Regions from separate parts of the Homo sapiens genome. Here region 2 is linked to region 1. Evidence: chromatin loops called from intact Hi-C (ENCODE). Cell type or tissue: PC-9. All regions are shown on one strand. Links, peaks and the distances in the headings refer to the core of each region. The heading gives the core; the rest is flanking DNA. Region 1 has its middle 55 kb from the start of SAYSD1. Region 2 has its middle 41 kb from the start of KCNK17.

Evidence for each region. A loop is a pair of places that touch in the nucleus more often than their neighbours do. Peaks named below come from ENCODE experiments on the same cell type or tissue, not always from the same donor. Only the 100,000 strongest peaks of a DNase experiment are listed, where the experiment ranks them.
Region 2: a loop joins it to region 1, with 12 times the contacts of the local background. A loop is called at or near these places in 1 of 110 quality-filtered maps.

The regions. Positions count from the first base shown.
Region 1 is chr6:39,167,514-39,171,900 of GRCh38, reverse strand. No RefSeq gene overlaps it. Among named protein-coding and RNA genes, the nearest start is that of SAYSD1, 55 kb to the right of the region's middle. In PC-9, for the core only: no CTCF peak of the experiment used is centred there; DNase peaks (open chromatin) are centred at 1,240 and 2,190; H3K27ac peaks cover 1,789 bases.
Region 2 is chr6:39,271,248-39,275,634 of GRCh38, reverse strand. No RefSeq gene overlaps it. Among named protein-coding and RNA genes, the nearest start is that of KCNK17, 41 kb to the left of the region's middle. RefSeq lists enhancers at 1,661-2,160, 2,161-2,662. In PC-9, for the core only: no CTCF peak of the experiment used is centred there; a DNase peak (open chromatin) is centred at 2,024; H3K27ac peaks cover 564 bases.

The sequences.
Region 1 (4,387 bases), core at 171-4,170:
AGGCAGAGAAGAAGCTTGGAGAGCCCTGGCTCCCAACTTCACCTTCAAACCCTGGGTCATCCCCTGTGGCAGAGACTACTTGTTGCCTCTTAATATTCATTCTCCTATTCTTACACAGTAATTGAATTTGTAGCTGGCTCCCTAGCTAAAGATTACATTTCTCAGACTCCCTTGCAGCTACATGTGGTCACATGACTGACTTATGTCCCAACGAGATATGAGCAGACATGGCGTGTGCAACCTCTGGATAGTGCCTTTAAAAGGAAGAGGAGTGCAAATGTGATGGCAGGAGCTGGAACAATCACTTTAGACCATATGAAACAGAAGCTATATGCTGAAGGTGGCCATGCAATAAGGCAGAAGGCACATGGCTTCCCCCACCATTGAGTTGCCATATTGTGGACCATCTACTCAGACGTTTACATGAGAGAGAAATCAAAGTGTTTCTTGTTTAAGTCTCTGTATTTGCAGTCTCTTTTTATAGCAGCCTATTATGTGTCCTAATAAAAATAGCTCCTTGATGAAGCCTTCTGTGACACCCTCCTAGTCTAGACGAAGTAGGTGTCACTTCTTGCACCCCTGACTGGATATTTTTCGGATGAGAAAACAATGACCCAAGGTCACATTTACAGTTAATTTATAATGGAGCTGAGGCTTGAAGCCAGGTTCAAAGCATTGGCCTGAATGAAGGCCAAGGTTCCTTCACTTTCTAATATCCTAAGGTTCTCCGTAACCTACTAATCAAAGGGTATGGCAGGCACAGAGACCTTACTGGAGGCACTCATCTCATCAGATGCAAGGGTCTTCCCCACTCTCTGCTCCCTGGCCACACTGACCTTTCAGTTCTAAAAACCAGCCATACACTGTTTCGCCTCAGGGCCTTTACATGAGCTGTTCCACTGCCTAAAATATGCTTCTCTCCTCTTTTCACCAAGTTGACCTTTTCAAAATGCAACTCAAGCGACACTTCTTCAGGAAAATCTTACCTGTCAGTCCCACTAGACTGAGAGCTCCAAAAGGGCAGAGACCAGGTCTGGCTTTTACTTATTGTTTGATCCCTAATGCCTGGAATGGTGCCACAGCAAACGTGTGAAATGAATGAATGAATCCACCTGAAAGGCCAGGGCTGTAACCCCACCTGGAGCTTGGGAAATAGCTGGGCTGACCTCCTAAGGTGTCTTCCAAACCCAAGAGTACAGTCTACCAGGAGTGATGTTGTAATCCATGACTTACCCAGGGGAAAACTCTCATCCAGGGTCCAGGAAGCTCCTAGAGAGGTGCCTCAGAAACTTTCATATGTATATGAATAACCAGTCTCTGATTCAGTAGGTCTGGGTTGACCCAAGATTCTGCATTTCTAAGATGCTGCTGGTGCATGAACCACACTTGTGGGTAGCATAGCCCTAGAGGGCCCCAGATTCCCTCTAGGAGTCCATCTGTCCACTTCCCTGCTCTGCTCTGTTCTGCCTCTCATCTGTGAAATCTGTCTTTCCAGAAGGAGCTCCCAGTCTCAGCCAGGAAGGCTCTGGGTCTCCCTGTAAAATGGAACGCATGGCTCAGCACGCCACCTTCTTCTTTGCCCCAGAGCCTGGCTCTTTAGTCTGGGGAGGTAGGTCTTTCATCCTATTAGCCTCCCAGGACAGCATCCAAGATCAAGGCCCAATCTGTCCACCCCAGAGGCGCCACACCACAAACCTGGCAACTGTACCCTGGATGCCCTGCCCTTGCTGCCAGCCACCACCTCCTACCCTCTCAAGGCCAATTCTCCGTCTTGGCACTGGTGGCTGCTGTGACACTCTTGGACCGGCGCCACCCCTTTAACTTTGTGTTTTTCCAGGGTTAATTGACTTTAAAACACAAAGGCTATGTGTGTAGGAAGGTTATATCAGAAAAGAGAACATAGACTTGTCCACAGAGTTTCCCTTGTTGTACGGTGGGTGTATGTGTGTGCTGTGTGTCTGTCTGCCCATGGGGTCCTCAGTGTTGACATCTGGGTGTGCCTGTGTGTCTTCCTGGGGCTCTGACTCTAGTGCTCTGAGCTTTGGATTGGGGTGTGTGTGGCATTGGGAGGGGGAAGGCAGGAAGGAAGGGCTAGGGCACCAGCAGCTTCATCCCTGGGCTTCTCCTTTTGCCTTCACTGAATAAACATCTTGTTTGTCCACCAGACAGGCAGCATAGCCCTAGGGCATACACAGCTTCCGCTGCCCCCCAGGGCTCAGGACTGGCCAGACCTGCACAGGAAGTCTGGCTGAACCATAATCCAGGCGTGGGAAATGCCAAGGCAAGAGGCATCATGCCAGGCCCGGACACCCGCCTCCCACCCCCACCCTGTTGATGGGACCAGGCAGCGCCCTTGGCGAATGTACCTTCATCACAGCACAGCCCAGAGCCAAGCCTCCTCACCGCACTACCCCCACCTCCCTTGTGCCGTCTGGAAGCACAATGGGGCCACTTCAGAGCAAAATCTCATCTGTGAAATCCGTCTTTCAAGAAGGAGCTCCCAGTCTCAGCCAGGAAGACTCTGGGGCTCATTGTAAAATGGAACGCATGGCTCAGCACGCCACCTTCTTCTTTGCTAGAGTCACCTGTGACCAGGTGGAGGACAGGGGTCCCAGCAGCCTCACATTCCAAATCCCACCACACAGGGCCGTCTAGCAAAGCCAGGGGAGCTTAGAGAGAGTGAGCTCCACATCACTGGCAGCGTGACTGTCCCTGAGGGATAGGTGATCTTGCCACTTTGAGCCTTAGGAGTTAGAGATGTCAGTGTTTCATCCCTCTGCCTCTGGACCAGACTGCAAGGAAGGGAATCAGTCTTGAGTTTAAAGAGTGCTAGAAAAGTTGATTTCGGAGCTTCTCTACGTCCCTAGATCACTCATGAATTCTTCCTTTCTTCCACCTCTCATTTGAACAGTGTTAATTCTTCTGCTTTCCATGATGTTTATGAATGAATTGGGGTGTCCCTTTTCTTGCAACAGAAAGTGACTAGGGTCATGCAAGTGACAAAAAGGGTAGTTTCCAAATATTATTGGACCAGAACCCATTTAGGGTCCCTCCTGCCCAGGCCCTTGACCCCCCCCTGCACAGAGGCCCAAACAAGAACCATGGGACAGAACCTTGGAGGGTGCTAACTCCTGTTGGCGCCCAGGGCTCTGGGAGTTAAGACAAGCATGTGTGTGAGGGAGGTACGAGGGCGGGGGTATTCTTTACTTCTTGGCCTGGCCTCCCATAGGGAGCTTGGACAGCTGGGTGGTCAGCCTCACTATCCCACATCACCCCATCCCTCGATGTTCTCAGTCACTTTAAGTGCTCCTAGTCCTCAGGATCTGCTTCCTCTGCAGTCTGACCCAGTATCAGAGCTAGAAAGTTACCATGCAGATGAGGATAGGTCAGCAGGTGAGGGCTCTCACTCTCAAACCCTCAGAGGGTGCAACAGGATTCAAAGCCCGTGAGTTCCAGTGAGGCTTGGACCTCACTCTTGGCAGCTCAACCTCAAGGACTTTCCTGACTCACGACACAGTCAGAGAGGTGGGTTTGGTCTTGTGCTTGGAGTTTGAGCTATGCTCTTCGCAGATATTGAGATGTAGTCTTGAGTGCTTTTAAGACTTCTTTCTGAATGTCTGCATATGGTTGTGTGTGTGTAGATGTGTTTGTGTGAATGCACTTACATGAGAGAGAAAAAGGAATAGAGAGGCAGAAAGACAGCGGCAGGGAGGGACAGGAATAGCCCATCCAAGACGCTAGAGGTGGAGTCTCTCTCCACTCCAGACTGCGGCTGCTTCTCCCCTCAGACTGGGGCTACCTGAGGACTGGGCTGTGTCTCCCCTCAGACTGGGGCTCCCTGAGCTCGGGGCTCTGTCTCCCCTCAGACTGGGGCTCCCTGAGAACGAGGCTGTGTCTCCCTCAGACTGGTGCTCCCTGAGGATGCAGCTGTGTCTCCCCTCAGACTGGGGCTCCCTGAGGACGGGGCTGTGTCTCCATCAGACTGGGGCTCCCTGAGAAGCTGGTCCCCTGAGGACTGTTTTGTACTCTGCATATGTGTCTCCCACACGTGTGGGATGAGTTCACTTTCCCTGAGTTTCGGCAGCTTCTGTAGAAACACTCAGGGAACAGCAGTCTGTTTCTGGGCTGGAGTTCAGGGAGGTCTGGCTTGGATCTTCTTAACAGACATGACTCTGGGACTCCCCAAGGTCTGCCCAGACTCTGCCCACTGAGTGCTGCCCCTCCATCCCATTCCCTCACTCTTCCCTTCCCGCTGCTGTGGGGCAGAGAGGGTTGGAGTGTGAGGTCTCTGGACTAAGGCCGTCCCTGCCAAGCAGTCCTTCTTCTTGACTCCTCAGGCTCCAGCACACCAGATTCATGGGCTGAGTGATGGGCCGAGGGGCTTTAC
Region 2 (4,387 bases), core at 292-4,291, 100 kb before region 1:
ATGTCTTAATGTGCAAACTAAAGATGCTAACTGATAATAACAGTAGCTGCCAATCACTCAGGGCAAGGCACTATACTGGGTTCTTTAGATTATTGTCTTTACAGCCCCATCAGAGGACACTCCTAGATCCCACTTTACGGATGGGGAAACTGAGACTCAGAGATGTAGGCTGATTTGCCTAATGACACCTGGCAGGGGAGTCCAAAGCCATGGGACTTTCCCATGGGAAAGGAATGGGACCTTCCCATTCCTCTCCACTGTCTCCATGATGCCCAGTGAAAAACATTTTAATATGTCAGTGCCAGATGGAACTTTTGCTCATCCCAAGATAGCTCCATAGTAGTGCACTATCCTGACATAATTCCCACAAAAAGCACAAGATCTCACCTCTTAGTTTACCTGAGTGGCCTTTTCTCAGCTAAAAGCACACATCCCACGAGACTATTTAAATCTTGCAAACAGCTCTATCACCTCTGTCACTGCCTTCAAGGATGCCCTGGGAACCCCAATTTGGAAACATCTAGCAAGGTCAGCATATCCAGTCACTGGCCTCCCACCAGGTGGTCAGTTATCTTGGGGATCTCTGTCCCATTCAGTCACTCATTGGTGAGTTCTTGAGCATCTGATATATGTTCAGGACTGAGCTTTACATAAAGGTACGGCTCAGACCCTGCCCTCGGGCACTCACAGGGGTGTGTGTGTCTGTGTGTGTGTGGTTCTTTGTAATCTGGATGTACCTGTCCATGAAATGTCACAGGTCAGGTTATCTGGGAAGAACCTGCAGAGATGAGGAAAGGTTTGCTGGGGAGTGAGTCCGAGGAAAGGAAGCAGGCAAGAGCAGGATTGGGCAGAGACCATGAGACCGTGAAGCAGATCTGACCCCTATCCACCAGCCCAGTGGGGAACTCCTGAGCAAAGACTGCCCATTAGAGGAACCTTGAGTTGGTAATGGCCAGGTGCTAGAGCCACTACTGTGCTTAGCCACCTGAGTCAAGGCCAGTGAGGCAGCCAGGGCGTAGCATGTAAGGAGGTGCTTGCACACTCCTGCAGGTGAGCACATCCTTAGATTCTTTTTTTTTTTTTTGAGATGGAGTTTCATTCTTGTCACCCAGGCTGGAGTGTAATGGCATGATCTCAGCTCGCTGCAACCTTCACTTTCCAGGCTCAAGTGATTCTCCTGCTTCAGACTCCCGAGTAGCTGAGATTACAGGCGCCCCCCACCATGCCCAGCTAATTTTTTGTAATTTTAGTAGAGACAGGGTTTCACCATGTTGGCCAGGCTGGTCTCAAACTCCTGATCCCAAGTGATCCACCCACCTCAGCCTCCCAAAGGGCTGGGATTATAGGCATGAGCCACGGCGCCTGGCCCACATCCTTAGATTCTGTGCCCTAGGTGCTACACTTCTCACCCTAGTCCCAGCCCTGTAGTCCCTGAAGGGGCCAACAGCTAGAACTGTCAGCACACCACACCTCACGCCAGGCAATCATCCTTTCTTGCAGGGAGGTCTGCATGGCTCATCCCTGCATCTACCCCATTCTTTCATTCAACAAATACTTATTGAGCATCTCCTGAGTGACAGGCTTCAGGGATATAATACTGAAAGAATCAGACCCAGGCCCTGTGCTCTTGAGCTTCCTATCTACACATCTCCCTGTGCTTATTTGTGAATGTGCCTTGGTGTCTGTGTGTCAGAGTGAGGGTGTGTCGGGATGTGTCGGCCAGACCTTTGGCTCTGTTATGTCCTCGTGTGGGTGCATGGTGAGGCAAAGGGGCTCTGGAAGGATTGGGGAGATTTTCAAAGAAGCTGCAGCTTCAGAAGAAAGATGAGAGAACCAAAGAGGGAAGCTTGTAACTGGGAAAGCAGGTCAGTGTGGTCAAGCCGAGTCTGGCAGGGCATTTCCATGCACAAATGAGTAAGAAGCCAGAATGAGCGAGGAGGGCTCATGCAATCCTGGGCTGGGCGGCTGGGCTCTGGCCAGCAAGGAAAACTTTCTGCTTCCCTGAGAACCAGGGAGTGAAGGGAGGAGGCAATGAAGAAAGCCCCAAGACCAAGAACCAGGGCTGGCAGGGTGGGGTTCAGACTGGGAGGAGTAGGCTGGCGGGGGAGGGCAGGGGCATGAGAGCCTGCTGGGTACCAGCACAGGCCCACCCCTTTCACTGGTTGATCGGTCACCACTGGCTGTGAGCCACATGCAAACTGTGCATTTGAATAAGAAGTAGCTGGCCGAGCAGGGTGGCTCATGCCTGTAATCCCAGCACTTTGGGAGGCCAAGGCAGGCAGATCACTTTAGGCCAGGAGTCTGAGACCAGCCTGACCAACATGGTGAAACCCTATCTCTACTAAAAAAAAACAAAACATGAGCCAGGCTTGGTGGCACGCACCTGTATTCCCAGCTACATGAGAGGCTGAGGCATGAGAATCGCTTGAACCTGGAGGCGGTGGCTGCAGTGAGCCAAAATTGCACCACTGCACTCTAGCCTGGGTGACAGAGTAAGACTCTGTCTCAATTAAAAAAAAAAAAAAAGGGTGGGGGGGCTGGGCGAGGTGGCTCACACCTGTAATCCCAGCACTTTGGGAGGCCGAGGCAGGCGGATCACGAGGTCAGGAGTTCGAGACCAGCCTGGCCAATATGGTGAAACCCCGTCTCTACTAAAAATACAAAAATTAACCAGATGTGGTGGCTCACGCCTGTAGTCCCAGTTACTCAGGAGGTTGAGGCAGAAGAATCGCTTGAATCTGAGAGGTGGAGATTGTAGTGAGCAGAGATCATGCCAGTGCTCTCCAGCCTGGGTGACAGAGCGAGACTCCATCTCAAAAAAAAAAAAGAGAAGTGGCGGTAACATTTGCATAGTTCTTTACATAATGATCCCACTCACCTGTTCCCCAATGCCTAGGATCTGGGAATCCTATTGTCCCCTTTATCTTCTTCTCCCCTCAGCCCATCAGTCTCCAAGACCGGAAGACTCCACAAATCTGGTTCTTTACCTGTCCCCATGGCCTCTGCCCTAGCCTGGATGGACCATGATCCCCTCTCTGTCCCTTGGTGTTAATGTTCTCTCGCCTGCCTGTCTCCCATCTTCCTTCCCTCTCTGATTCATTCTCTTTGCGTCAAAATGTATCACAGCACTATTTTTCCTAAACCCCATTGTCCTTGAGACAAAGCCCCATATTCTCACACATACACAGGCTGTCCTGCCTGAGCACTCTTCCCTCTGCCTGAACACTCTTGCCCCAACTAATTCCTGCTAGGACCTTCAGGTTCAGCATATGCATTGCCCACTCTGGAAGACTTCCCTGGATTCCCAACCCCCACTCCAAGATTAGGTGTCTGCCCCAATTCTCTACCATGGCATTTACTAGGTTACTGTTACCAGTTAATTATAGTGAGTCCAAGAGGGACAGTCACCGATCTGTGCTGCGCACGTTATACCCACAGGGTGCAGCACAGTGCCCATGTCTTCAACAAATAGTTTTTGAGCATCTATTAAATGTCAGGCACAAAAACAGGCCCTGGGGAAATGATGGCAACTTAGCAAAGGTCTTGTCTTCACAGTTTACATCCTTGGTTGTATATTCTAAAGTTATTGCAGGCCAGACATGGTGGCTCATGCCTGTAATCCCCGCACTTTTGGGAGGCCAAGGCAGGCGGATCACCTAAGGTCAGAAGTTTGAGACCAGCCTGGCCAACATGGTGAAAACCCGTATCTACTAAAAATACAGAAAATTAGCTGAGCGTGGTGGTGCATGCCTGTAGTTCCAGCTACTTGGGAAGCTGAGGCAGGAGAATTGTTTGAGCCCGGGAGGCAGAGGTTGTAGTGAGTCGAGATCATGCCACTGCACTCCAGCCTGGGTGACAGAGCAAGACTCTGGCTCAAATAATAAACATAAATGAATAATAAAGTTATTGCTCTGAGTATGCATTGATTTTATGGCGGGAAAGGAAATCAGGAAGGAAGAAAGGGAAGAAGGAAGGGAGGGAGGGAGGAAGAGAGGGAAGGACAGAGAAATGGAGAGACACAGAGAGAGAGAAAGGAAAAGAAAGAAAGATTTGTTCTGGTCCAAACTTCTCAGTGGGTGTTCAGGGTTCAGGGCCCTGTCTTCTTCAAATGTCTTGCCTTGCTTTTTTTCACTTTCTTGCACAAATTTTATGTTCCAGAGAAAATGCAGTTCCCAAACTGCCATGTCCATTCCTACCCCTGAGCCTTTGAACATGCTGTGCCACCTTCCTAGAGCACCTTTGCTGATCTCATACCTCCTGGTTGACCTTCAAGATTCAGCTCTCAAGCGTCATCCCCCAAGCTCGTGTCAAATGCTTCCTTCTCAGGGCTCTTATGACACAGTCACATACCTCCCTAGTGGCCTTCATCATGTTGCATGCTAAAGAT